Regions from separate parts of the Homo sapiens genome. Here region 2 is linked to region 1. The links are chromatin contacts, found by Hi-C or POLR2A ChIA-PET in ENCODE. All regions are on one chromosome and are shown on one strand. Each heading gives the region's core, a stretch centred on a gene start or an enhancer-like site at or near the end of the contact. The rest is flanking DNA. Distances are from core to core; before and after follow the strand shown.

The links. A loop is a pair of places that touch in the nucleus more often than their neighbours do. ChIA-PET counts read pairs that join two places held with the same protein, here RNA polymerase II (POLR2A). Pooled maps may share reads with other maps.
Region 2: a map with no recorded cell type shows a loop between it and region 1 (5-fold over the local background). The contact joins the promoter of CCR7 here to the enhancer-like site in region 1. A Hi-C loop is called at or near these places in 3 of 37 single-sample maps with no recorded cell type and 2 of 50 pooled maps. POLR2A ChIA-PET finds 5 or more read pairs at or near these places in 1 of 52 experiments (activated CD4-positive, alpha-beta T cell).

The regions. Positions count from the first base shown.
Region 1 is chr17:40,902,197-40,905,627 of GRCh38, forward strand. All of the region lies in intron 1 of LOC105371777 (a long non-coding RNA gene), which reads left to right. Among named protein-coding and RNA genes, the nearest start is that of KRT20, 19 kb to the left of the region's middle. Within about 2 kb of position 1,520, at least 8 of the 41 ENCODE cell types and tissues checked have a DNase peak (open chromatin) inside an H3K27ac peak, as active enhancers do.
Region 2 is chr17:40,563,821-40,567,251 of GRCh38, forward strand. It overlaps CCR7 (C-C motif chemokine receptor 7), which reads right to left and starts at 1,652. Exons shown (of 3, transcript NM_001838.4): 1 at 1,580-1,652. The coding sequence starts at 1,589. RefSeq lists an enhancer at 291-1,207.

The DNA of each region.
Region 1 (3,431 bases), core at 270-2,769:
TTTACAATTATCTGCAGTGTTTGAATAGAGCTCAGAGATCTCTGGGCAGTGACAATGAGTCAGCTGGGCCCATTCATGTTGGAAGTTTTATATGGGTGAAAGTTAAAAATGTTAACTTGTTTCTATGTTGTAAAAATGTTAAACAAAGAATAAAAGTATATTCTCAAGATGACTCATGAGGAAAAAAGAAAGTATATTAGTAGTTTCAGAGCTCAGACCTGAATCAAATGCCTGAATCAAATCAAAAACTACTCAAAGCTTTGAGACCTAAGAAAGTCACTTTCTTTTAATACTAATGGACTTGGTATAATTTGTAATGCCTGCAGCTCAGAGTTTAGGCGGAGAGTCAGCCACATTGGCTTCACCTGGGGGCTGATTACAGATCTCAGGCCACCCCCACACCCCACACCCATCGCCACCACTGACCTGCTGAATAAGGATCTGTATTTTATCAAGATCTACAGGTGATCTGTGTGCCTATTAGAGTTTAAGAAGTGCTGTAATGTTGCACTCAGCAACTACTTATCTTGGCGGTGGTGGGAAGGGAGGAGGGAAATCTAACCCCTTCACAGGTGCATCAACTTAGTGCCTAAGACTTCTTGAAGCATTATGGGAAAGCGAGGGTTCTCAAAGTGTGGGCTTCAGACTGGCAGCATCAGCAGCACCCAGGAGCTTGTGGCAGTGCAAATTCCCAGACTCTGATTATCTGGCTCAGAAACTCTGGGAGTGGGACCCCACAATCTGTGGCTCCATCTTAGCAAGTCTTTCCAGTGCTTCGGATGCATGGTAAAGTTGGAGAACCATGGCTGTAAAGTATCAGTAGTCGAGGAGCAGGAAGATATTTCCACTGGTTGTACATTTTAGTTTAGAATGCTTGATCTTGTCAAGCGGAGCCCCACATTGAATCACATGTTTCATAAGGCAGTAATTCTAACTTTGAAAGAAGTCACGATGCTCTGACTAATTTGAAATTTATTTTTATTTCTGAGGGAGATTTGGACATGGAAAGGGATGGCAAGAAGTGAAATGGTTGAAAAAATAAAGAGTATGACATGATCTGGCAATTATTAACCTGGGGAAGTGAAGAGTGAAAGAAGAAGCAATCGAGCCACATGTTATCTCTGTAAATGGTGAAGTGACTCACCCTAGGGCTCACCAGGAACAGGAAGATGTCGTTTCTTTCTTGCCTCCAAGTGGCAAGCAGGGACTGTGTGTCCTTCATTCATAGCTGCTTGAGAATCAATTACAATAGGTGGGATGCTGTGATAGCCAATAGGGTTCAGAAATCAAGACACAGTCCATGATTCCGAGGAGGCGGCAGCCTAGCCGGAGACGGTGACTAATCGGGAATTATATATAATGTTCACGAAAAGATTTGTGGATATAGAGGAAGGATCCCCAAGTAAAGCTGGGTGGGAGGGAGTCATTGAAGTTTTCCTGAAAGTGCAGAGTTTGAGGGAGAGTCCAAGCTGGAAAAGCACAGGGACATGGAGGTGGCCCACGCATCCCTAAAGTGCAGCGATGAGTAACTGGTGGATAAGTCACAGCCCATAAATCTCAGAATTCATCCATTCACTCCACAAATATTTACTCAGTACCTGCTGAGGGCCTGGCACTGTTCTAGGCCATGAGGATACTTCCGTGAGCAAGACAAACACAAATTCCTGCTGACAAGGCTTCATTCTAGCAAAGGGATATAAACCCCATACAGATAATATATATGTAAATTATAAGACAATGTGATGTAATCACACTGGAAAGGTAGAGAAATGGCAACCGGAGGTGTGAGATGGTGTAAGAATCCTGTGATGCCATCTTCTACAATGGGGATTTAGGTCTTTAATGTCTTCTTTTTTTTTTTTTTTTTTTTTTTGAGACGGAGTCTCGCTCTGTCGCCCAGGCTGGAGTGCGGTGGCGTGATCTCGGCTCACTGCAAGCTCCACCTCCTGGGTTCACGCCATTCTCCTGCCTCAGCCTCCCGAGTAGCTGGGACTACAGGTGCCCATCACCTCGCCCGGCTAATTTTTTTTTGTATATTTAGTAGAGACGGGGCTTCACCGTGTTAGCCAGGATGGTCTCCAACTCCTGACCTCGTGATCCGCCCACCTCGGCCTCCCAAAGTGCTGGGATTACAGGCGTGAGCCACCGTGCCCGGTCTTTAACGTCTTAAGTTGATAAAACAAGAAATAGCAGTGTAAGCATATTCCTTAGAGATATGCAGGTTAATACCAGAAACAATAGCTAAAAGATTTCAGAGAGAAACATTCAGGAGTGGGGACACCAGGGGCTGCTATTTTTTACTATGAACCTTGTATAGTATATGATGTATTCATTCATTCACTCACGCATTCATTCATGAATTCACAAGTCTGTGTGAATATCAGTGTGTGCAAGGTTTTGTTGCAGATGCTGGGGATACAGTAGTTAAAAAAACACAAACGTTTCTGCCCTGGCGGAACTTAGATTCAGGGGTGGGAGCTAGAGGTGAAGGGAGTAGGTCAGAGGAGAAAAAGGAAGGGTGGGGAGGGCTGGGAAAGTTGCCCTTGTGTGTAGAGAGATGAGAATGGGCCTCCCTGTGAGAGTGGTATTTGAATGACAGCAGGAAGAAAAGAGCCATATGGCAGCTCAGGTGCAAAGGTCTATAGCAGTTTAGGTGTGAGTGTGGGTGGAGCAGTGGGGATGTGGGGGTGCTCAGGGATGGAAGGGAGGGTGGTGGAAAGGACCTCAGCAATTCGGAGGTGAATGGTGAGGGATGTGGATGCCATCATCCAGCAAGGAACCTGCCTTTTACTCTGTGATATGAGAAGCCACCGAACTTTGGCGATGGAGTAATTCCTTATATCTTTAAAAAGAGGCACAAAGACCACACCTCATAAATACTGACATCATATTAACAGAATAGATAATACACCACTTTTTCAAATGTATCTTTTTTTCTTTTAATCGCTGAGAGGGAAAAGTAGTATCAGTGGCAGCACACACACACACACACACACACACACACGGAAGAAATGGAAATAAAAGCTAAAGAACAAACTAGTAATGATTCGGAGTGAGACCCCTAACACCTCCCGAATGGGGGCAAGAAGCTCAGGACTCTGGTAGCCCAGGCAGAGTCTGAGTAACTGGCGTTGCCTCTCTTCATGCATCTACCTGATCCACCTGTCCTTCTACCCACCCCTCTGATCCCTAGGAATTCTGAGAGCCTGGTATCACCCAGGTACAAGATGAAGAAGTCTATTGTCCCCTAGAGGGTAAATGGCAAGAGGTGCAGTTTAGGAGGATTCTCAGTCTGGGAGGAGAAGCTAGCTGAGAGCTTGCCACAGATGTAAGCAGGAACGCCCGGCTGAAGTGGGAACGAGGCAGAGGCTGGAAGACACAGCAGAGTGCTGTGCAACAGATGCCGCCTGGCAGACATGGTGCTCTCATCA
Region 2 (3,431 bases), core at 402-2,901, 340 kb before region 1:
CTGCACATCTTCCCAACCCCCTGTTCAGTCATGTAGATGGCTTGAAATCAATCAGCCAGGGTGGGAGAATTTACACCATGGAAATTGGCAAGCACTACAAATTCAGGACTTTCCCTCCACCCTGGAGTCAGCTACCAGTGCTCCACCCCGGGGAGCTGCTTTTCAAATGCCCAGTAGCACACCACTGGGCACTGCTTGGTTTCCTTCCTGGAGGCCAGTATGAAAGGCTGGAGCAGGGTCTTCTGTGGGTGACGTCTGTACTGTGGGATTGTGATGGGGGGTGGTGGAGGGGGTGCAGGGGAGTGGGATTTAAGGGTAGATTGGCTGGGAAATGAGGCATTTGGAAGAGATTTTCAAAAACTAAACTCTACGGAGTTCTTGATACGGTGTATTCATTCATTCCGCAGACATTTTCTCCTCACATCCTCAAAGCACCTGAACCTGCCTTTCAGGAGTTCACAGTCAGTGGGTGGGGTGACCACTTTAACCCTTTCACAGCTGTTTGCTGGGTCCAGATCCAGCGTTCAGGGCAGGCGGGAAAGTAAGAGATGAAATCAAGGAGGCTGTGGTGTGGCGAGGAGGGGTGTGAGGACAGCACCAGGGAACCTTCACTTTTTAAAGCCAACCCTTTGCGGCTTTGAGGCCGCCGTGGTGCATTGTTTGCTGGTGAGACAAGCCATCTAGGAACCTGGTCTTCTTAGCCTCAGCCTGGTCTGACTCCACAGCTGAGATTTATAAAGGGGGCGTCTGGAGCTGGATGAACCACTCAGAACACCCTCAGTGCTTCCCCTTGACCCCTTCTAGGTTAGACCTGAGAAAGGGCTTTCTAAAGAGTAGAGTTATCTGCCGGGGCAGAGTGCGTGAGGTTTGCTCAGGGGCAGGGGCTGTGCTGAAGGCCTGGCTATGATTTCTCCAAGCTGAGTGCCCCTTGCCATCCCATTCCATGTTGCCTGCCCGTTCCTTAACTTGCAAGAGGCAACAGCAAAGCCAGATCAAAGCAGGTGGGATGTGCAGCAGAGAGAAAGCAACCAGAGCTTGCATTTGCAATGCACCGCACCATTCTCACAACCCAGTCACGTTTCATTTGCATCTCCTCATGACCCCAAGTGGACAGGTATATGAATATTTGGCAGGGGAGAAAGGTGGGAATCAGAGAGTGGGTAAAAGGTCCTAAGCTCTCTAGGGAGAATTTCTCTGTTGAAACCTGTCCCCAGAGGTCCCAGAGGGCCTAACCTATCACCCTCATGATGAGAACAGGTTCTGCCAGACCACCAAGCCCAGCCCCGCCACTCTCTTATGTCCCTGCTGTTTTAGAAAGACATGATCTCGGCCCCTCCCTTGTCCCCACTGGCACCAAAGGCTGACCCCTTCTCCAGGTCTGAAAGGGCAGGTGCACCCCTCCTGGGACAGCAGGGGGCATTCTCTGGAAGTAGCTTCCAATGCCCACCAAATCAGAACTGATTTCTCCAGGAAGCACCCCTATGCGCTCCACCCGCATCCTCCACCCCCATTCCACAGGGTCAGTCTGGGTGTCCAAGACCCTGGTACTGTTCCTTCTCACATGAAGAGGCTCACTCACCCAGGTCCATGACGCTCTCTGGGCGGTAAAACCACACAGGAAGGCTGTGCCCGGCCTCGCACTACCCCTGTCTGGGGAGGAAGTGGTTCAAGCCCCTTTTAAGTTGTCGGAGAAGCCACCCTCTTCCCTGCCCCTCCCACCCTTGCTCCTCCCCCCAGCCCTCCCTGACTCATGCAGGGCCCCTTCAATGCCTTCAGAGATAAAGGGGCAGAAGAAAGGTGACAGAGGGTGACAGTCGCTGGTCATAGGATCCTGAATCATTAGGTCATTTACATTCAAAAAGCCCCCTGCGCTGCCTGGCAGAATCTAGATGAGGGGCCATTTACTGATTCAACAAATATTTATAGCATGAATATCACATGCCAGGCCATGGGTTAGATGTTGGGGAGTCAGAGATGTGTGAGAGAAGTGTCCCCATCCTTCCCTTGCTCTGCTCAGTGTCACAGTGGAATATAGTCCCAAATGGCTTTCCCTCTGGCTTCTGGGTAGTTTAGGCCAATGGGAGGCACTGACACATAATGACAGGTAAAAGGGAAGAGATATGCCACGATGTATCTTTTTTCTCCCCCCTTCCCCTCCCCTCCCCTCCCTCCCCTTTCCCTCTTCTCCCCTCCCTTCCTTTTCCTTTCTTAATGACAGCTTTATTGAGCTATAATCCACATCCCATAAAATTTACCTTTTTAAAGTATAGAATTCAATGGTTTTTGTATGTTCACAGAGTTATGCAACCATCACCACAATACATTTTAGAACATTTTTTCTCACTCCCTCTCAAGAACCCTGTAATCACTAGCAATGACTGCTCCCCTCCCCTCCTGTCATCGAAAGCCCCTGGCAACCACAAATCTACTTTCTGGCTCTATAGATTTTCCTATTCTGAACATTTCACATAAATAGAAGTATCAATATGTGACCTTCACATCTGGCTTCTTTCAGTTAGTGTTTTCAAGGTTACCTATGTGGTGGTATGGATCCATTCCCCATTCCTTTTTATGGCTGAATAACATTCCATTGTATGGATATGCCACATTTTGTTTGTCTGTCATCAGTTGGATGTTTGGGCTGTTTTCCCTTTTAGCTATTATGAATGATGCTGCTATAAATATTTATGTGCAAGTGTTTGTGTGGACATATGCTTTATTTCTCTTGGGTATATACCTAGAAGTGAAATTGTTGAGTCATATGGTAATTATATATTTAACATTTTGACGAACTATCAAACTGTTTTCCAAAGTGACTACACCATTTTGTTCCCATCAACAATGCGTGAGGGTTCCACATTGTCAACAAAACTTACTATTGTCCATTCTTTTGATTCTAGCCATCCTAGTGGCTGTAAAGTGGTATCTCATTGTGTTTTTTTTCTTTTTTCTTTTTTTTTTTTGGAGATGGAGTCTTACTCTGTTGCACAGGCTGGAGTGCAGTGGCACGATCTTGGCTTACTGCAGTCTCCACCTCCTGGGTTCAAGTGATTCTCCTGCCTCAGCCTCCCAAGTAGCTGGGACTACAGGCACGTGCCACCATGCCTGGCTAATTTTTGTATTTTTAGTAGAAACGGGGTTTCACCATGTTGGCCAAGCTGGTCTCAAACTCCTAACCTAAGGTGATCTGCCAGCCTCGGCCTCCCAAAGTGCTGGGATTGCAGGCATGAGCCACCATGCCCGGCCTCTTTGTAGTTTTGATATGCGTTTTCCTAATGACTACCTATGCTGAGCATCTTTTCATGCTCTTATTGACCATTTGTATTATTTTTTGAGAAATTTCTATTCAAATCCTTTGCCCATTTAAAAAATTGGGTTATTTATTTTTTATTATTGAGTTGTAAGACTTCTTTATATATTCTGGTTACAAT